Regions from separate parts of the Homo sapiens genome. Here region 1 is linked to region 2. A link is a loop called in an ENCODE intact Hi-C map of the cell type or tissue named here. Cell type or tissue: ascending aorta. All regions are shown on one strand. Links, peaks and the distances in the headings refer to the core of each region. The heading gives the core; the rest is flanking DNA.

Region 1 (10,730 bases), core at 1,019-9,018, 69 kb after region 2:
AGGGACCTGCAGCAAAATTTATAACTGACCAGTTTGCTGGGCCACCTTGAACAGTCGGCTTACAGGTGTCCTAAGACCATGTTCCATCCTATGATACCCCTCTTTATGGCAGAGCAATACAGAAAGACACACAAAGCACACCAGATTCACTATAGCTTAGGACTAGCCTCACAAATCCTTTTTTTCCATTAATCTAAACTTTTACGGAGGAGATAAACAATGATTTTTACCGTTCATTCAACCAGTTTGCACACACAGAGAGAGAGAGACAGAAACAGACAGAGAGAGGGAGAGGAAGCATTGCTTGAGGCAGGGTGGGGAAGGCCAGGTGCTCAGGGAGACCACAGAAAGACCCACCCATTGCAGTGACACTGAAAAGTTCAGGCAGCTGCTTGTCAGTAGAAAAGGGATATTTTCCAGTGGTATCATCAGCTCTCGAGTTTCCCCTTTTAGGGAGGAAAAAGCTCCCCATGTCCCACAATCCTATATGTGCCTAATCCTGTCACCCACAGCCCTCAGCAAAGAGTTCAAGGCAGATTAATCCAAAGAGAATAGCAGTTAACGTCTCATAATACCAAACCCATTCTTAGCCAAAAAGGACTTTACTGAAAGGGGCTTCTAACCCCTTAAATCTTAAAAGGGACCCTAACCCTCCTAAGTTGGGCCTTTAACCCAAGGTAGGTCAGGTGTCCTTGCCTTTTATCAAGAGCGGCCTCTGACCCACTCTGTCTTAGGAGAGACTCTGACTCCCCTAAGTTGGGCCTCTAACCCAATTCCATCCTTTACCTGGGTACCCCACCACTTACCCAAAGTTGGCCTATCAGTGCTGCACTCTATTTCCTTTGGGTCGGGGGGTTTCTTCAGTATCGTCCCCTCAGGGTTCACTAGAAAAATGTTACTGGCCCCCACCACTTACCAAAAGTTAGCCTTTGGGTGGGGGTTTTCTGCACTGCAGTCCCTTCAGTGGTCACCAGAAAGATGCTACAGGAAAGGAGTCCCAATCCAGACCCCAAAAGAGGGTTCTTGGATCTCATGCTAGAAAGAATTCAGGGCGAGTCTTTGGAGTACAGGGAAAGCAAGTTTATTAGGAGAGTAAAGGAATAAAGAATGGCTACGCCACAGACAGAGTAGTCCCGAGGCTGTTGGTTGCCCATTTTTATGGTTGTTAATGATGATATGCTAACAAGAGGTAGATTATTCTTGCCTCCCCTTTTTAGACCATATAGGGTAACTTCCTGACGTTGCCATGGCATTTGTAAACTGTCATGGCGCTTGTGGGAGTATAGCAGTGAGGACGACCAGAAGTCACTCTCATCACCATCTTGGTTTTCATGGCTCTCAGCCAGCTTCTTTACTGCAACCTGTTTTATCAGCAAGGTCTTTAAGACCTGTATCTTCTGCCAACCTCCTCTTTCATCCTGTGACTGAGAATGCCTTAACTTGCTGGGAATGCAGCCCAGTAGGTCTTAGCCTCATTTTACCAAGCCCTTATTCAAGATGGAGTTGCTCAGGTTCAAACACCTCTGACAGTAGTTTTTAACTCTTAGTAACCTTCATTTCTAGTGAAAACTCTAGAAAGTAATTTTGAATTGTTTCGTATCAGTTATTTGTAGATAAAAACCATTTTATAATTTTTTAGAAATATAGTTCTTCAAATTATTTTTTATTATCAGATCTAAATATATTTACTTTTCTATACTATATAGAAATAATATGTCAAGGTATATGGACTTAAATCATGTTTAATAATGAATATTCCAGTATTTTAGCTTGAACATGACTCATTTTCTGATTTTTTGTATTACTTAATTTAACATAACATGACTCTTGGATTTTAAATTACAGAAAATAATTTTGAGTCGGGCGCAGTGGCTCACACCTGTAATCCCAGCACTTTGGGAGGCTGAGGCGGGGGGATCACGAGGTCAAGAGATCGAGACCATCCTGGCTAACATGGTGAAACCTCGTCTCTACTAAAAATACAGAAAGAAATTAGCCGGGCGTGGTGGTGGGCGCCTGTAGTCCCAGCTACTCAGGAGGCTGAGGCAGGAGAATGGCATGAACCCAGGAGGCAGAGCTTGCAGTGAGCCGAGATCGCACCACTGCACTCCAGCCTGGGCAACAGAGCGAGACTCCATCTCAAAAAAAAAAAAAAAATTTTGAGGCTATGACATAGGCAGCCTCCCTAATGTCTCCTCCCAGCCATTCTAGGTCCCAAGAAGCCATGTGCCACCCATGAGGACTATGAAGATCAGGGCCTCTCTGAGTCCATCAGAACAGAAGCCAGAGCTGTGAAGGCTATACTTGGAGAATCCAACCCCTCCCACAATAGCCAGGAGTCAAAACAGGGAAAGCAGAGGAAGAAGGGGCCATATTGGGCTTGTAGCTGGTGGTCTAGGCACCAAGAATGCGTCTCCAGATGTCATCTTGGCCACCTATCCAGACCCCTGAATCCAGAGACTCTAAACCAAAGACATAAGCTCACAATCAAATCAAGCGAGTATCTAATTATATTTAACTGATAGTTTTGAAGCCATTTTTATTTTATGAACGAATTAAAAACTAGCTTTATTTACCAGATACCACATACACATAACATATATAGACATACAAACGAACAGAAGCGGATCCTATAGCTTTTGCCAGTTTTTAAATACTTTTTCTTTTCTCCATTTGGTGTATCAATCTTTCTATTACCTGTTTCATTTCCCTAAGCAATTGTTAACTAGGCAACAAATTTGCATTTCTAAAGAGAGAACTTGCCACAATTCCCAGTTGCTATGAGAGGGAAATTGACACAATCCCTTAGGTGAAACAAAAAAACCATGTATATTTCATAAGCACAGAGCTAAGATTCTCGGCCTAAGTATTGATTCATCATTTGCTCAAACCCAGGGAAAAAAAAAAACTGCTCAAGTAAAAGTTCACTTAAGATAGACAGAAAAGCACCTTAAACAAAGGCATTACTGATTATTTAAATTTAAAAAAAGGTTAGAGTTTCTATTGTACATTGGCAGACATCCCTACAAATTGAGATTTCCTTTATAGATGTAAATTTCCTTTACAAAAGAGTTTCAAGGTAGCCAATTAAATTCCAGAAAGGTGCATTTTATTTCAATAGGGTGTCCTTTTTAATGTAACCACTGTTTCTTAGTTAAAATTACTGAGTTCAGGGTGGAACCCATTAGGGAACAGAGTCAAAAAAGCATCCTCTATGGCTGGCCTCCCGCATGGATAGGTCGGAACAAGAAGCAAGCCTATTTTACCTGACGGCCTAACTTTTATAAATACCTTATCTAGGATAGCTTTCTTTCCACCTTTAGGGTGGAATAGTAACTAAGCAAAGATTAGCAGATTTAATTTTTCTTATCAATTAGTTTCTTAAGCTTTTTATTTGCCTTTCATAAAATCTTTAAATAAAAAGATTGAAATCTTTTTAGAAGCTTCTGCATATCAATAGGCATCCCTAGATGAGACTAATTCAGGAGGCCTCATTTTCAAATGCATTTCTTCAGTGCAGTGTTGTTTATTTGGAACCTTCCATGGTAAATTATCTTTAGTAAGATTTCACCATTTCTGTAAGACTTTGCTGCTTCTGAGGCCTCATACTTATGCATCGTGAAAGGAAAATAAATCTTGGGGCCCCAAAATCACTAAGCTAAAGGGAAGAGTCAAGCTGGGAACTGCTTAGGGCAAACCTGCCTCCCATTCTAATTCAAAGTCACTCCTAAGCTCACTGAGATGAATGCATATCTGATTGCCTCCTTTGGAGAGGTTCATCAGAAACTCAAAAGAATGCAACCATTTGTTTCTTATCTACCTATGACCTGGAAGCCCCCTCCTGGCTTTCCAGACCTAACCAATATTCATCTTACAAATGTTGATTGATGTCTCATGTCTCCCTAAAATGTATAAAACCAAACTGTGCTCTGACCACCTTGGGCACTTGTCATCAGGACCTCCTGAGGCTGTCACAGGTGCGCATCCTCAACCTTGGCAAAATAAACTTTCTATATTAATGGAGGCCTGTCTCAAATATTTGGGGTTCACAGCATGTATAAGCCAGAAGGTACTCAGTTCTTCCAAAACTAAAGGTTCCATCTTTACCTGAAATATTGGCTTTGGAGATCAGGTTCCCTTAATCAACTTGGCTAATCATTTTTTTCCCTATCTAAGCCTGCAATAAAAATGAAACAAAGAGGAGAATAGAAAAATCCCCATGAATTTCCAAAAGCCAAATTTTACACCCCCTGCAATATTGCCATTTACTACTGGTTTCTTTCTGTCCCAGTCAGACATAAGAGGCCTATAACTGGATCCAAGCCAGCTAATTATCAGATCCAATCCGACCCCTTAGATAGGAATTTGAGCAAGATAAAAAATATCAGAGCTTAGTCCTCAGTGGGTCCAGTGGGTACCTTGCTTAGTCACTCAGCACTCATGGGGGTCATCAGAGGATCTACTTTGGATCTCACTTCTGATGCCACCTATTAAATGAAAAAACTTTGGCTGAATTAAATTTAAGAGTTTAATTTAGCAAAGAACAATTTGTGAATCAGACAGCCTCCTGAGCCAGAGTAGGCTCAGAGACTCTAGCGCAGCCACGTGGTAGAAGACTTACAGGCAGAAAAAGGAAAGTGACGTGCAGAAAACAGATGTGAGGTACAGAAACAACCAAATTGGTTGCAGCTCGGCAGGCATTTGCCTTATTTGAACATAGTTTGAACAGTTAGCCCTTGATTGGCCAAAACTTGGTGATTGGCACAAAAGTAGGCTTCAGTCTGTTTACATCTTCATTTAGGTTAAAGTTCACTATGTACAGAGAAGCCTTTAGGCTGAACTTAAAATACGTTAAAAGGCAGCTTTAGTCTAAACTTGATTTAACAATATAAAGAATTGAGGCAAAGAGAATTTCATAACTTGCTCAAGATCACAGAGAAATGAGAAACTTAGAATAACTCTCAAGTACTCGGACTCCAGACTGGATGCTGTTAACCTCCCCTAGACTCTCATGTCTATATTGCTTTTGGCCTATAACTTTTTCATGTGTGTGCATGAAATTGTGAACTTCTTTTCAGTGATAGTCTTGTGTTCTTATTTTATTACACTTTTTAGTTCTTCTTGAATATGGCTGCACCACTCTGAACACGCCTGATCTTGTCTGATCTCATGAAGCTAAGCAGGGTCAGGCCTGGTTAGTATTTGGATGGGAGGAATAGATCTTGAATTTTATAAATAGCACTCAGACATCTATTTTTATGCTTATTTTTAAATGTCTTGATAAAATGTTTGACTACTATTACATTCTTGGGAAAAATCTCCCTTTTTTGTGTTACACTTTTAATAATCACTAGATTTTGTTTGCTAAAATGTTATTTAGAATTTTTCATGTATTTTTCACTGGACTGTGATTTTTCTTTTTATATAACATCTTTTTTAAGGGTCTTTGTTAATATTACACTCAAGTTTTCTTGTTTTCTTTGCCCTGAATTCAAGCAGTTAAAAATCCATGGGAAATAGTTTTCCTTGACATTTTCTTTTTTTTTTTTTTTTTTGAGACAGAGTCTCGCTCTGTCACCCAGGCTGGAGTGCAGTGGCGTGATCTCGCCTCACTGCAACCTCTGCCTCCTGGGTTCATGCCATTATCCTGCCTCAGTCTCCTGAGTAGCTGGGACTACAGGTGCCCGCCACCACGCCTGGCTAATTTTTTATTTTTTGTATTTTTAGTAGAGACAGGGTTTCACTATGTTAGCCAGGATGGTCTCGATCTCCTGACCTCGTGATCTGCCTGCCTTGGCCTCCCAAAGTGCTGGGATTACAGGTGTGAGCCACTGCGCCCGGCCTTTTCCTTGACATTTTCAAAGAACTATGCATGTAATATTATAGTGACTGTTCACCCAGCCCCTTGCCCTAAAGCCTGGTAACATGATTAACTCATGATTCCTGGATAAATGCTATGTTCTCATTCCTCCATTTTTATCTATACGTAAGGCTCTTGGCTTTGAATTTTATTTCTATCTCTTTGTTTGGTTAAGTTCATCTTGGTAAAACATTAGCTCTCCCCGCATTTGTTCTCAGTTCTATGATGTAGAGTTGATAAACTTTCCCAGTAGGACAGACACATATTTTGCCCAATGTGTGTTCTCTGTAAATGCAGGTGAGGAAGGAGGGGTAATTAGAGGAAACAGAATTAGAATCTCTAGGGATTTGAGCCCTTAAACAATTCTACGATAAACTACAATTTATACAATATTTTCTGAGTCATGTAGTTTTGTGTTGGATTGCTTTCGGTCTGGTAGAATTCAGCTGGGAAACCAACTGGTCCAGGGCTTTTTTGGTTGGTAGGTTTTTCATTACTGATTCCATTTCAGAAGTTGATATTGGTCTATTCACGTTAACAGTCTTTTCCTGATTCAATCTTGGAAAATCGTGTGCTTACAGGAAAGTATCCATTTCCTCTAGATTTTCTAATTTGTGTGCTTAGAGTTATTCATAATAGTTTCTGAAGGTCTTTTGTATTTCTGTGGGACCAGTTATGATACTGATAAAAAAAAAAACCACCTTTTTCATTTCTGATTGTGCTTTCTTGGATCTTCTCTTTCTTTTTCTTTGTTAAACTGGCTAGTGGCCTATCGATTTTATTTTTTTGAAAAACCAAGTCTTGGTTTTATTGATCTTTTGTATGGATTTTTACATGTCAATTTCATTAAGTTCTTCTCTAATTTCAGTGGTTTTTCTTCTGCTAGTTTTGGATTTTCTCCTCCCTAGTTCCTTTCCCTTAGTTGACCTAGTTTCTTCCTTTCCAAAGATAGATTGTTAATTTGAGATTTTTTTAACTTCTTGATGAAGACATTTAGGGCTATAAACTTTCCTCTTAACACTGCCTTGGCTGCATCCAGAGATTTTGGTAAGTTGTGTCCCTATTTTCATTAATTTCAAACGATTTTTTTGATTTCTGCCTCAATTTTGATGTTGACCCAGGAGTTATGCTAGAGTAAGTTAGTTAATTTCATGTATTTGTATAGTTTGAGGCAATCTTGATATTGATTTCTACTATTATTGTACTGTGATTCAAGAATGTGCTTTGGTATGACTTCAATCATTTTGAATTTATTGAGACTTTTTATGATCAAGCATGTGGTTGATCTTAGAATACATTCTGTGTGCAGACAAGAAAAATGTATATTTTTTGGTTGTTGGGTGTAGTGTCCTGTAGCTGTCTGAGATCCAGTTGGTCAAGTGTCAAGTTTAAATCCAGAGTTTCATTGTTAACTTTCTGCCCTGATGATCTAACGCTGTCAGTAGGATGTTCAAGCCTCCCACTAGTATTTTGTGTTTGTCTAAGGTTTTTCGTTGGCCAAGAAGAACTTATTTTATGAATCTGGGTGCTCCAATGTTGGGTGCATATATATTTAGAACAGTTAGGGCTTCTTGTTGGATTGTACCCTTTATCATTATGTAATGCCTTTTATTGTCCTTCTTGATTTTTTATTTAAAGTCTGTTTTATCTGATATAAGTATAGTGACTCCTGCTCTTTTTTCCTCTCAGTTTGCATGGTAGAATTTTCTCCATTCTTTTACTTTGAGCCTGTGGGTGTTATTATATGTGACATGGATTTCTTGAAGCAAACTGACATTTGGGGCTTGTCTTTTTATCAGGCTTTCCACTCTGTGACTTTTAAGTGGGCATTAAGCCCATTTATATTCAAGGTTACTATTGATGGGAATGATTTTAATTTTGTCATTGTGTTGTTAACTGGCTGTTATGTAGACTTAATTACGCAGTTGCTTTATAGTTCTTGTGGGCTATGGTCTGAAGTGTCTTTTGTGGTAGCAGGCTCTTTCAATTCTATGTTTAGCACTCCCTCACCAGGTCCCCCTCACCGGGGACCTGAGGATCTGAGGACTCCCTCACCAGGTCCACTTCTGGGGATGTCTTGTAAGTCTGGTCTAGTTTAAATATACTCCCTCAGAATTTGCTTTTCTGAGAAGGATTTTATTTCATCTTCATTTAAGAAGCTTGGTTTGGCAGCATATGAAATTCTTGGTTAGAATTTTTTTTCTTCAAGATGCTAAAAATAGGCCCCCAATCTCTTCTGGCTTATAAGGTTTCTGCCGAAAGGTCTGCTATTAGCCTGATGGGTTCCCTTTGTAAGTTACATTCCCCATCTTTCTTGCTGCCTTTAAGATGTTTTCTTTTGTGTTCACTTCAGTGAATCTGATGACCACGTGCCTTGGGGATGGATGTCTTGTATAGTATCTGGCTAGGGTCCTCTATATTTCTTGGATTTGCAGGTCAACCTCTCTAATGAGTTTAGGGAAATTTTCATGGACTATGTCCTCAAATATACTTTCCAAGTTGCTTATTATTTTTCTTTCTCAAGAATGCCAATGAGTCATAGATTTGGTTTCTTTGCATAATTGCATATTTCTCAGAGGTTTTGTTCATTTTTCTTTATTTTTTCTCTTTATTTTTGCCTGACTGAGTTGACTTAATTAACTGTCTTCAAGCCCTGAGGTTCTTTTCTCTGCTTGGTCTATTCTGCTGTTAATAGTTCTGCTTGTAGTTTGAAATTCTCGTAGCGAATTTTTCAGTTCAAGAAGTTCAATTTTGGGTCTTTCTTAAAACGGCTTCTTAGTCTTTCAACTCTTGAATCATTTTACTGAATTGCTTTGCATCCTTGGATTGAGTTTCAACTTTCTCTTGGTCTTGATAAGCTTCCTAGCCATCCAGATTCTGAATTCTATGTCTGCCATTTCAGACATTTCAGACTGATTAACCATTGCTGGGAACCTAGTGGGCCTGTTTGGAGGTGAGGGGACACTGGCTTTCTGAATTGCCAGAGTTCTTATTCTGATTTTTTTCCCATCTGAGAAGGCTGGGTTCCTTTAACTGTGATGGTAATCTAGCATAGTCAGTTGGCTTTGTATCCGGAAGTTTTCAGAGGGCTAAGGCTCTGTAAGGGTCTTTGTGGTTGAATTCTTGCCCTTGGTTTATCAGCAGGGAGAAGTGGCAGAGTGACTTTTTTGTTGTTGTTGTAGTTTGGGCTGCGATCTGGTAGATAGTGCTTGAGAGCAATGGATGGAAGACGGGCTCTTACTTGGCAGCATGGCTCCTTTGTGTATCCTTGGATTTGCAGCTATGCTCTGTGGTACAAGGGGGAGAGAGGTGACCCCCTCACCAGGTCCACTCCTGGGGACTGGGGGAGCCATCTCTGATCGCTGGCACTTTGCCAGCAATTCCAATTATTTATTTATTTATTTATTTATTTATTTATTTATTTATTTATTTAAATTTGATGTTTCAGCCTCGGGGCTCCCTTGGACAGAGGTCCAGTAGGGAAATAGGCCACATCTTTACTGGACCTGCCCTGTGGAGGGGAGGCACATCTAGGTTCTAGGCCAACTTGTGAACCAGTGCAATTCACCCTTCTCAGTTTTCTGGGAGTGTGGGGTCCTCCCCAACTTGAGTGCAGAGCACAGATCCTGGCTAGGTAATCCTGAGCCATGGGCCAGGACCCTGGGGTGCCAGGACCTGCTTGCAGCTCCCTTCTCCAGACCCTTGGGACTGGGTCCCAGGTGCACTATAGGATCTGAAGGGCTCCCAGGCTTCCAGAATGCACTTAGGTGGCACAAAGCACCCAGGCTGGGCAGTGGAGCTATGCTGTATACAGGCTTCTGCAGGGTGGCCAGGCAGAAGACTTGGGAGGGGCTGGCAGGCAGGTGGCCTGTGAGACAGATGTGCCCCAGTCCCACAGGGAAGGTGGCCCTGCTTTCTCCCCAGTGGTTAGCTAGGGCCAGAGACTGTCAAAGGGAGATAGGCAGCCCTTGGTGGGGTTAGGCTCCGCCAAAGCTGTCCCTAGCACAAAGGTTCCTGGCGCCATGCCTGTGGCAGCTCTGTCTCTGTCTAATCTCTGAAGACATCCACCTACCAGCTCAAATGTCCGTGGCGCGTGTGAGGTCTCCAGTCTCCAAGTCCCTTCACTTACCCTTTCCTCAGACACCGCTGGAGGCCAGGAAGCAGCCTTAGCATTCAGTTACCCGCACGGAGTTTCCAGCTTCCTCCCTCTTCAGCCTCAGGGTCTGCATCTTTTCTACATCCACATTCAGCATCTTCTTTACAAAGATCTGTTGAAATTATGTTGATTTAGTCAAAATCTCGGCCTCTCTCCATGGGAGCCACACTTCCCAGCAGCATTGAGTTGGCCATCTTAAGACCCAGTTGGTGTATAATTTTTAAATATTTAATAGAAACTTTAAAATATTTGAAAAATTAATCTTACATTATCACACTGCCCATTCTGAATTGTCAGCTTCCATGAGTGTAATCATTAGCTTAACTGTCTGTACTATGTATTCTTCAAATTAAAACAAATGACATAGTTATTTGGAATAATTTTTTATAAAGGTGGACAACACGATGTTTCTGTAGCGTTATTAAATTACTAGTTATCTAGTTATCTAACTTGGACAGCACTTAGCAAGTTAGATAACTGACTTGATAGTTTGTAAAACTAATCTCATTGACATTTCTTCTAGTCCAGATATTATTTTCTCCGATAAACAACCATTGTTTATAAAATCACTGTCAAGGAAAGATTAAAATAGATTTAATGAACTAAAAGAAGTAGAAGGTTTGTTTATTAAGAGGAAGAGTTCAGAGATCTGAGCTCAATACGAGTACACATCTTAAATGAAATAAAGGGAATAATGAGAAAGAAAGAAGTCAA
Region 2 (10,730 bases), core at 898-8,897:
TGTGGATATTTAATTTTTCCAAAACCCCAACACCATTTATTGAAAAGACTATCCTTTCCCCTTAATGTCTTCTTGGCCCCCTTGTTGAAAAGTTAGTTGATGGTATATCCTTGGGTTTATTTCTAGGCTTTCTATTCTGTTCCATTAGTCTATGTGTCTGCCTCTATGCCAGTATCATACTGTTTTGATTACTATAGCTTTGTAGTAGATTTTGTGAGTAAGTAGTGTGATGCTTCCAGTTTTGTTATTTTTGCTCAAGATTGCTTTGGCTGTTCATGGTCTTTTGCAGTTCCATATGAATTTCAGCATTGTTTTTTCTATTTCTGTGGAAAATGTCGTTGGAATTTTATAGGGATTGCATTGAGCCTGTAGATCACTTTGGGCAGTATGAACACTGTAACCATATAAATTCTTCCAGTCCATAAGCATGGGATACCTTTTCATTTATCTGTGTCTTGCTCAATTTCTTTCATCAATGTGTGTGTAGATTTCTGTGTGCAGATCTTTCACCTCTTTGGTTAAATTTATTCCTAGGTAATTTTTTATGCCATTGTAAATGGGATCTCGGCTCACCGCAACCTCTGCCTCCTGGGTTCAAGTGATTCTTCTGCCTCAGCCTCCTGAGTAACTGGGATTACAGGCGTGTGCCACCGCGCCTGGCTAATTTTTGTATTTTTTTAGTAGAGATGGGGTTTCACCACATTGGCCAGGCTGGTCTTGAACTCCTGACCTCAGGCGATTCACCTGCCTTGGCCTTCCAAAGTGCTGGGATTACAGACATGAGCCACCATGCCCGGCCTACCACCTTGACCATTTCTAAGTGTACAGTTTGGTCGTGTTAAGTATATTCATATTGTTGTGCAACCAATCTCCAGAATTTTTTCATCTTGACAATCGCAACTCAAAACCCATAAAACAACTCCCCATTGCTCCCTCCCTTAGCTCCTGGCACCCACCATTCCACTTTCTGTCTCTGTGGATTTCACTACTCTAGGTCCATCATATAAGTGGAATCACACAGTATTTGTCTTTTTGTGACTGGCTTACTTCACTTAGCATAATGTCTTCAAGGTTCATCCAAGTTGTAGTATGTGTCAGTTCTTAGGAGTCGGACTTGGTCAGATGGGTGGTGGGGGATCTTAAGCAGGCAGGGAGTGATGAGATTAGAAAGACCACAGTGGAGGGCAAAGGGGAGAGAACCATTTGAAGGGGAGAAAATGGAAGGAAGGAGTCCAGTGAGTCCTTTTTAAGGCTGAATGATACTCCATCCTATGTATATACCACATTTTATTTATCCATTCATCCATCAAAGGACACTTGAGTTGCTTCCACCTCTTGGCTGTTGTGAATATGCCACTATGAACATGGATGTGAAGCCATGGTGTTTTTTTCCCTTGCTTCTGGTTCCATTTTAGTCTCCTTCTTGAATCTCACAGCTGTGGGTTCTCATGCACTCATGTACCTCACTGCTAGTGAATCCTTCTCCTTTCCTCCTGGATAATCCACTTCAAGACTTTCTTCCCGTGAGCAGCTAGCTCCAATGCCTGCTAGCAAAGGCACCAGGAGTAGGCTCCAAGAGCCAAGGAGGAGCTTCAGAAGGGATGGAGGTTATAACCTTCCCTTTGTTCATTCGTCCCATAATTCTTTGAGCATTTACTGAGCATCAGGACCAGCATAAGTGCTGGGAGCAGGAGCTCCCTGTCTAGTCTGGATAGCGACAAATGAGCAAATAAGTAGAGCCATGAGGTGAGAGCAATACACAGAACAGGAGAGGCAGAGAGAAGGAAACCACTGACTGCCGCCTGGGAGATGGTACAACTGAGAAGACAGGGGAGAAGGAAGTATTTCCTAGCAGGCAGAGGAGCATGTGCAAAGATAAAGAGATGTCAAGAGTCACAGCCTGGCTTTCTGGGGCTGCAGTGAGACCTGCAGGCTGCGACACAGGCTGGGGTGGGAGAATAACGGCTGTGAAGGAGCTAGGAAGGTAGAAAAGGCAAGTCATATGGGGCCTTGTGCACAGTTCTGAGGAGTCGGACTTGGTCAGATGGGGGGTTGGGGATCTTAAGCAGGCAGGAAGTGATGAGATTAGAAGGGGCACAGTGGGCCGGGCACGGTGGCTCACGCCTGTAATCCCAGCACTTTGGGCGGCCGAGGCGGGTGGATCACCGGGGGTCAGGAGTTCGAGACCAGCCTGGCCAACATGGTGAAACCCCGTCTCTACTAAAAATACAAAAATTAGCCGGGCATGGTGGCAGGCGCCTGTAAGCTACTTGGTCGGCTGGGGCAAGAGAATTGGTTGAACCTGGGAGGCAGAGATTGCAGTGAGCCAAGACTGCACCACTGCACTCCAGACTGGGTGACAGAGCGAGACTCTGTCAAAAAAAAAAAAAAAAAAAAAAAAAGCACAGTGGAGGGCAAAGAGAGAACCATTTGAAGGGAAGAAAATGGAGGGAGGGAGTCCAGTTACTAGACTTGCTGCAAAACTGACAGGGCTGGAACTGAGGCTATGGCAGGAGAGTAGGAGGAGATGATAGGTGCAGACGTGTGGAGTCAAAGGTGGCTGGAAAGAGTAAAGACAATCATTGCACATGGCGGAGTGCCGGAGTGGCCAGCGCTGAAGGCAGAGATCCTGGCCTCGGCTCTCAGTGGTTTGGTAGTGGCAGGGATGGACTTGGGACTGAATGGAGTGTGCAGAAAGGAGAAGAGAGCCCAGACCCAGTGCATTTTGCAGGGCCCTGTGCAAAATGAAAATGCAAAGCCCCTTGTTCAAAAATATATCAGAATTTCCACCAGGCACAGGAATGAGCTTACTCTGGGTGGGCAGGCCTGCAGAGGGCACCAGGATAGAGGAATCAGAGACCACCAGGGTGATGAGCACCAGGGAGCTGAGGTCAGTGAGAAATCCCTCAATAGGGGCATTTAGGCACCGGAAGTTCCAGAGATAGGGAAGGATTAGGATCACCCCTCATCTCTTGGATGGGATGGTGATAAGTCCATGTGATCTCCTCAAAGGGATCAGTTTCGGGGTGTGTGTGGGACAGGGGCATATTGAGGAGGGGAGGATACAGGATGGGAGGAGAGATGCAGGGGAGGCATAGAGATCCTTTCTAGAAGGCTGACTGAAGGAAAAGCATAAGTCTGGAGAGAGGTCCTGGGAACTGGGGAGAGCAGTTTTTGTTGTTAGAGGGTAGAGGAGTTTGTCATCTATAAGACGTGAGCAGACATGCACAGGACTTTGTGTGGCTGGGGTCCCTGCCCCTGTGCCTTCATACTCTCCCTGACCTATGCTTCTTCACAGCACCAGCCCTTGGCCTCTCTGGGCATGAACCCCCCACAGGCATCTCCAGATTTGAGCCTTTTCTTCAAAATCTCGGCCCACCTCAAATGCAGGACAGTTTTCTTTTGTTTTTTTTTTTAATGACTTTATGATCGTGTCCTTCAAACTGCCTACTCCTAACAACTTCCCTCATCTCTCAGTAGCACCACTGTTTCCCCAGCCCTGCAGCTTAAGATCTGAAACCATCCTTGGTCGGTCCCTCACCCACCCTTTCATGGAGACTGGGGTAGTGGGGCTCAGAGATCAACCTGCAGGCCCCGCTCTTCTCTAGCTGTGTGAGGTTACTGAACCTCTCTGTGTCTGCTGTCTCAGCCACAAAATTGATGTGTGTGTGTGTGTGCATGCACAAGTGTGTGTATTACAAACAGCCTATCTCATAAATAATTATCTGTATTTATTGGGCTCCTACAGTGGGCCAGGTGTGGGAACTAGATGATGACCAAAACAAACATAGTTTCTCACTATACAAGTGCTGAGAGCAGTGGCTGACATCATGCTACCTGTTATATTATAAGTGAATGGAACTTTGCAAAGTCTCTAAAATTCTCTCCTCTTCCATTCCTTGCTCTTTAAGCCTGTAACTCCCCTCAATGTACATTCTTAAAATTGCTTCCAAACTGCTCTCCTTGCCTTTGGTTCCCGTTTCTCTCCCAGGGAATCCTCTACACTGTCCCCTAAAGACAATAGTGTCAGGCATTTCTTTAGGCTTCCTGTTGCTTGCAGAGTAAAGTCTGAATTCTTTAGCTAAGCCTTTGAAAGTGTCTCTGTCTTGTTCCAGTTCACATTTCCTACTCATTCGCTGTGGTCGCCCCGCCTACTCCCGCCTTTCCAGCCTGTGGCCAGCCCCTGCAGGGGCTCCTAGCCCACTGCCTTAGTGTTCATGCTTTCTCTCTTGCCTGCCTCTACCCAATTTCTGCTCTTTCTTTCATGATCCAGCCCCTCTGCTCCCACGCACAGCGATCTCTCCCGCCTCTGACCTAGCACCTCTTGTCTGCACCACGTCCTGCTGACAGTGATTCACTGTTTCCACTATCAGACACCAGCTCTCACATGTGTGTTTTGACTCTCTAGCTCTATTGCAAATCCTGTGAAAGGATGCTTTCATCTGGGTAAAAAGCAAGGTAGGCTTTTTATTTATTTATTTATTTATTTATTTATTTATTTATTTATTTATTTGAGACGCAGTCTTGCTTGGTCGCCCAGGCTGGAGTGCAGTGGCACAATCTCGGCTCACTGTAACCTCTGCCTCCCAGGTTGAAGCAATTCTTGTGCCTCAGCCTCCCGAGTAGCTGGGACTACAGGCACATGCCACCACACCCGGCTAATTTTTGTATTTTTAGTAGAGATGGGGTTTTGCCATGTTGGCCAGGTTGGTCTCGAATTCCTGACCTCAGGTGATCTGCCTGCCTCCGCCTCCCAAAGTGCTAGGATTACAGGCGTGAGCCACTGTGCCTGGTCCTCTTTTTACTGTTTTTTTCTGATGGTACTTAGCACAGTGCCTCATCCACCATAGGTGTTCAACTGATATTTACTGATTTTAATGATGTTGTGCCAGGGCACCGAAAAACAAATCTTCATGTCAATTAGTTTATTTCATTCATTCATTCATCAGATATTTACTTGCCTTCTACAGTGGGCGAGGTGTGAGAATTAGATGATGAACAAAACAGAAATAGTCTCTCCTGGAGCTTATGTTCATGTAGAGGAGATTGATTCTCAAAATAAACAAACAAATAATATATTTCAAAGCATGGTAAAGGTCGTAAAAGAACCAAGAATCTTCATTCAATGTTCTTCATATTTTAACCAGTGCAAAATGAAAATGCAAAGCCCCTTGTTCAAAAATATATCAGAATTTTGACCGGGTGCGGTGGCTCACACCTGTAATCCCAGCACTTTGGGAGGCCGAAGCAGGCAAATCACTGGAGGTCAGGAGTTTGAGACCAGCCTTGCCAACATGGTGAAACCCCATCTCTACTAAAAATACAAAAATTAGCTGGGCATAGTGGCATGCGCCTGTAGTCCCAGCTACTGGGGAGGCTGAGGCAGGAGAATTGCTTGAAGCAGGGAGGCAGAGGTTGCAGTGACTGAGATCGTGCCATTGCACTCCAGCCTGGGCGACAGAACAAGAATCAGTTTCAAAAAAAAAAAAAAATTCAAGATGGCGCCAGCAGAGCATTAAAACCAGCTCTGGGACTTCTAGGACAGGATCATGATGCTGGCTCTGCCCATCTTGGGTGCTTTAATGAGACAGAAAATAAGCAGAGAAACTCTCCATTTGATTTGAATCCAGCTCAGCATATTTATTTACAGAGAATGCTGTAGGCTATGTGGTGGCCCTGTGTGGGATGCAACCTGAAGTTCTGGGTGTTTCCTGCCTTTCAGATTGCTTGTCTTACTCAGCTTTGCAAGTCCTATCCCGAAGGTGCTATGGGAAGCAGAGATGCAAAATCATCGTCAACAATCACCATTTTGGAAGCCCCTGTTTGCCAGGCGTGAAAAAATACCTCACTGTGACCTACGCATGTGGTAAGAACACACCCCCGACCAGCTGCCTGATGACACTGCCTCTTTTGGGGGAGGGTGGTGACCATGTGAACGGCAGGAGTTTGCCCAGAACAAGCCAAACACTGCTCCTCCTGAAGCTGTTTGGTCATCCCAGATACCCGAGAGCCCTTTTTTTCTTTCTTATTCTTGTTTATGATATTCATGTCAGATAAGCAATAGAATTTTCTTTGGTCAAAATTTGTGTAAAAGCACCTTTAGCAATCAGATTGGCAGCCAATGGGGAGGGTGGAGAAGGAACAACCAAATAGGGGTAAACTGATGTCACTGAGACCAGTGATTTTCATCTGGGAAAATTTATTGGGATGTCATGCGAGTTCACAGTCGAATTATGTGTCTCCTATTTAACCTTCCAGTTCTGCTTTTAGGCCCTAAATGACTAACTCTCTGTACTGCCAACAGCTATTTTATCTACATGCCCACAGTGTTGAGTCAACAGATCAAATGCTTACCCTAAAACAATAAAAATTGTTACACGACAGCATTACTTTGTTTTCCTGATGTCTTTAAATGATAAAATGAAATGCCTTCTTCGTTTAGATTCTAATTTCATAAAGCCACGTAAAAGCAAATCAGCAGTTTATTATTTTCTGAGGATACTGTGGATTTCCAGTGTGTAATCCTAATGTGTTGACTGCCTTCTTTTTGTTGGAAATGAGCATAAAAGCAAATGGAAAGCAAAGAGCATTATAATTGAAGAACCTGATACCTATTCTCTTGGAAATCGCTTTTTCCCCTGCCAAACATTCCTAGCCATTTTATGTCTGCAACAGCTTTTTTGAGATATAATCCACAGAGCATACAATTCACCTGTTACAGCATACAAATCAGTGGTTTTTAGTATATGCACAGAATTGTGCTACCATCACCACAATCAGTTTAAGAACATTCGCATCCCCCCAAAAGAAACCCTGTATCCCTTAGCAGTCAGCCCACCAAATCCACCCATTCATTACACCTGCCCCATCCCCAGGCAACCACCCATCTACTTTCTGTCTTTATGGATTTGCCTCTTCTAGACATTTCCTAGAAATGGAATCATACAATGTGTGGTGCTTTGTGTCTGGCTTCCTTACTTAGCATCTGTTTTCAAGGTTCGTACATGTTGTAGCATGTCTCAGTACTTTATTTCTTTTTGTGGCATCATAATATTCCATTGCATCCTTAGAATTTTATATCCTGAACTAAAAATGTTGTTCTCTGCAATATCAATGCTGCAATAGATATGATGAAGTGACTACATAAATGTATTACCAAAATAATGGCACCCACTCTTACATCACAGGAGGGATGGCTTTACCTGCTCTGTCTTTATTCCTGCTGTCATGTCTAAGCAACTCTAAGTAGCATGGGGCCCATTTTGGCTGAGGTTCCCCCAGAGGCCAAAAAGGTCACTTTGAGTACATCCTTGGATAGCTCCTCTGGTAGAATGGAGGACGGTAGACTGGACACGGGTCACACTGAGGTTCCAGTAACTTCAGGCCTCTTCATCAGAGTGTTGAATAAGAAGCAGAACTTTAGCCTCCAAATAAGGTGTAGTTTTGGCCGGGGACCGGGAAAGCTGAGACACTGCTGGGCTGGGGCCGCCATAGCCCTGGGAACGGAGTATATTCTAGTGAAAGGAGACCAGGTGACTGGCATAGTGACAGCTAAATCTGGAGATATATTCAGAGTTGATGTTGGAGGGAGTGAGCCAGTTTCTTTGTCTTACTTGGCATTTGAAGGTGCAACTAAAAGAAACAGACCAAATGTGCAGGTTGGAGATCTCATCTATGGCCAATTTGTGGTTGCTAATAAAGACATGGAACCAGAGATGGTCTGTATTGACAGCTATGGATGAGCCAATGGAAGGAATGTCATTGGACAGGATGGTCTGCTTTTTAAAGTGACTGGGCTTCATTAGAAAGCTGTTAGCTCCAGATCATGAAATCAAACAGGAAGTGGGAAAACTCTATCCACTGAAGATAGTATTTGGAATGAATGGAAGAGTATGGGTTAAGGGAAAAACCGTCCAGCAGACTTTAATTTTGGCAAATGTTTTAGAAGCTTGTGAACACATGACATTAGATCAAAGAAAACAAATCTCCAGATTGGCAGAAAGTTGATATAGGTGGACTTTTTTAATGGGTCCGTTGAGCCAAGAAACCATGGGTTTCCTGGGGAAAACTTTTTTCAGGTGAACTTCTCCCCATTTAGTTATTCAGAAGACAAGGTATGAAGGTACATATTATCTTATTGGAGTCCTAATTAAAATATTTTTATAAGTAAATTACTGATTTTCACCCATGCTCTTGTGGGAGAGAAAATCATTACAGAATCATGATGTATTTTTTTATTCTGTACAATAACATTTACTAAAACATTTTTTTTAAAGGTGCAGTTTCTAGTGTGCTTTCAAGGATGAGGCAAGAACAGTTCCTACAGCTGAGGCTCTTCTTAGCTAATTGTATTAGTCCATTTTCACACTGCTGATAAAGACATACCCGAGACTAGGCAATTTACAAAAAAGGGGGTTTAATTGGACTTACAGTTCCACATGGCTAGGAGGTCTCACAGTCATGGCGGAAGGCAAGGAGGAACAAGTCCCATCTTATGCGGATGGCGGCAGGCAAAAAGAGAGTTGTGCAGAGAAATTCTCATTTTTTAAACCATCAGATCTCGTGAGTCCCTTTCACTATCAAGACAACAGCCCGGGAAAGACCCGCCCCTAAGATTCAATCATCTCCCACAGGGTCCTCCCACCAGGTCCCTCCCACAACACGTGGGAATTATGAGATTTGGGTGGGGACACAGAGCCAAACCACATCACTAATGCTGAGATGAAGGTGAGCTTTCAGGGCCTGGGGGTCACATGTCCCAGTTCAAGCTTTTCTTCCTTCTGTCACTCATTCAGCACATTGCTCTTTGTGTCAGGAGCTGTGCTGGGTGCCAGGGATTTTGTAATAAACAAAGAGACACGGCCAGGTGCGGTGGCTCACGCCTGTAATCCCAGCACTTTGGGAGGCCGAGGCGGGCGCATCATCTGAGGTCAAGAGTTCGAGACCAGCCTGGAAAACATGGTGAAACCCCATCTCTACTAAAAATACAAAATTATCTGGGCATGATGGCGCATGCCTGTAATCCCAGCTACTTGGGAGGCTGTGACAAGGAGAATCACTTGAACCTGGGAGGCGGAGTTGGCAGTGAGCTGAGATCTCGTCACTGCTTGGGTGACAAGGGTGAAACTCTGTCTCAAAAAAAAAAAAAAAAAAGAGACATGGTCCTGTTTTCATGGGGTGAGCAGTTGAGGGAGAAAGGCAAGCATTAACCAAATAGCCAGACACATCATCATGACCTGTTGTGACAAATGCTATTTTAGAAAAGGGCAGAAGACTGTAACAGTGGAGGGGGCCTAATTTAGCTTGGGGGTGGTGGTTTAATTCTTCCAAAGAGAACCATACTGTAGGGTGAACACTAGGGTATGCACACTAGCTGCACACTAGCTGCACACTAGGGGCCGAGACGCTGAGGTTGCTGAGTGGGAGAGGAAAGGTGTTGATGAGGAGGAAGATGGCCCTGGTTTAAACTGCTGAGAACAGGGTCCTGCACACAGTAGGAGCTCCATGAAGAGTGGTCCCTAGTGTTTTCACCAACATATCTGAAGTGGAGCAGGACGGTGATCAATCACACCCCAGTCCCCGACCTCATTCGGAACTAGTTTGAATCAAGGAGATGCAAAAATCTGACAAGTGTGTTGACAACGGTGATTTTAAAGGTCCTAAAAGATTCTCCAGATATCAGAGCCATTTTCACATAGTAGAAGGGCACATTCCCTGCAGTGGCCTGTGTCATACACAGCCAATTTAACCTTTTCACTGCCTGGTTATTCTGCAAAGTGCATCCTAGAATGCCCTTCCCCTCTGAGCTCCTCTACAAAATTCTGATTCTTTCTCAAACTGTAAAGCCTCTGGCATTTGCCAAGAGCCAAGGCCCTCCTGAAGCCATAGTTTGAGAACAAGCCAAGAGGCAGACATGAGAAAGAAGTACCACTCCTGGCAGGGAGAGCTGACACTTCCTAGGATTCTGCATCCTTCTCAGGGCCCAGAAATGAATGCGAGGTAATTAAAGCAGAAAGCAATTTGCAGCAGCTGAGCTCAGCTCTCCGGAGCTGCCAGGGTCCCAGGATCAGTGGTGTGCCCCAAGGACAGCCAAGGGACATTCCTCAAGGCCCTGGAAATCATCAGCCACATCCAGCAACTTCACCGGGCTTCCCTGGAAAGTCTCCCTTGCTGCTGATGGGCATGAAGGCGCCAGGGCCTCCTGTACGTGGAAAACTCACAATCTAGGAATGTCCGGTGGTTGTTGATCCTGGGACATCCCCAGAAGAATTTAGTTAAGCCCTCTGAGAGAGGAAACAAGGTTTTCTTGCTGCTGAAGATGCCTCACTTGTTCTTTTATAAAAAAGCAGTGCAATTGAATTTGCAGTTTGTTTTGGCTTTCTTTCCATTTCCTGTTGCTACTTCTCTGAGATCTCAGCTGGGCTGAGGAACAAACAAAAATAAGCAATTTTATGCAGCAGGAATATTCGGTTTCCACTCCCTTCTCCCAGCCTGCGGCAGTGTGCTTGGCCTGCAGAATTCTTGCTCTGCCCTCTGTTTCAGCGGGTGCTGTCATCTGCCGGCTGCTTTGCCTGGGGATTCTGACATCCCAGGGCTTATTCTTAGGGTCAGTTCAGCAGAGTCTGAAACCACCTTCAGAGGAGTCGGTCACGCTGCCATCCTCTCTGCATCTTTCTGTAGTCCTTTCTGATAATATTTAGCAAATCACTTTAGCACAGGGTCTTCGAATT

The links. Peaks named below come from ENCODE experiments on the same cell type or tissue, not always from the same donor. Only the 100,000 strongest peaks of a DNase experiment are listed, where the experiment ranks them.
Region 1: a loop joins it to region 2, with 5 times the contacts of the local background. A loop is called at or near these places in 10 of 110 quality-filtered maps.

The regions. Positions count from the first base shown.
Region 1 is chr21:32,557,952-32,568,681 of GRCh38, forward strand. CFAP298-TCP10L (CFAP298-TCP10L readthrough) reads right to left here. Exons shown (of 12, transcript NR_146639.2): 11 at 9,990-10,128; 12 at 5,541-9,147. It also overlaps the pseudogene RNA5SP490. Among named protein-coding and RNA genes, the nearest start is that of TCP10L, 22 kb to the right of the region's middle. RefSeq lists enhancers at 3,378-4,169, 4,170-4,961. In ascending aorta, for the core only: a CTCF peak has its summit at 4,603; a DNase peak (open chromatin) is centred at 4,620; H3K27ac peaks cover 4,748 bases.
Region 2 is chr21:32,489,305-32,500,034 of GRCh38, forward strand. It overlaps EVA1C (eva-1 homolog C), which reads left to right. Exons shown (of 8, transcript NM_058187.5): 5 at 5,723-5,866. It also overlaps the pseudogene EXOSC3P1. Among named protein-coding and RNA genes, the nearest start is that of EVA1C, 82 kb to the left of the region's middle. RefSeq lists enhancers at 1,628-2,137, 3,998-4,587, 5,442-6,641 and a silencer at 8,578-8,746. In ascending aorta, for the core only: no CTCF peak of the experiment used is centred there; DNase peaks (open chromatin) are centred at 2,617, 5,887 and 7,437; H3K27ac peaks cover 5,499 bases.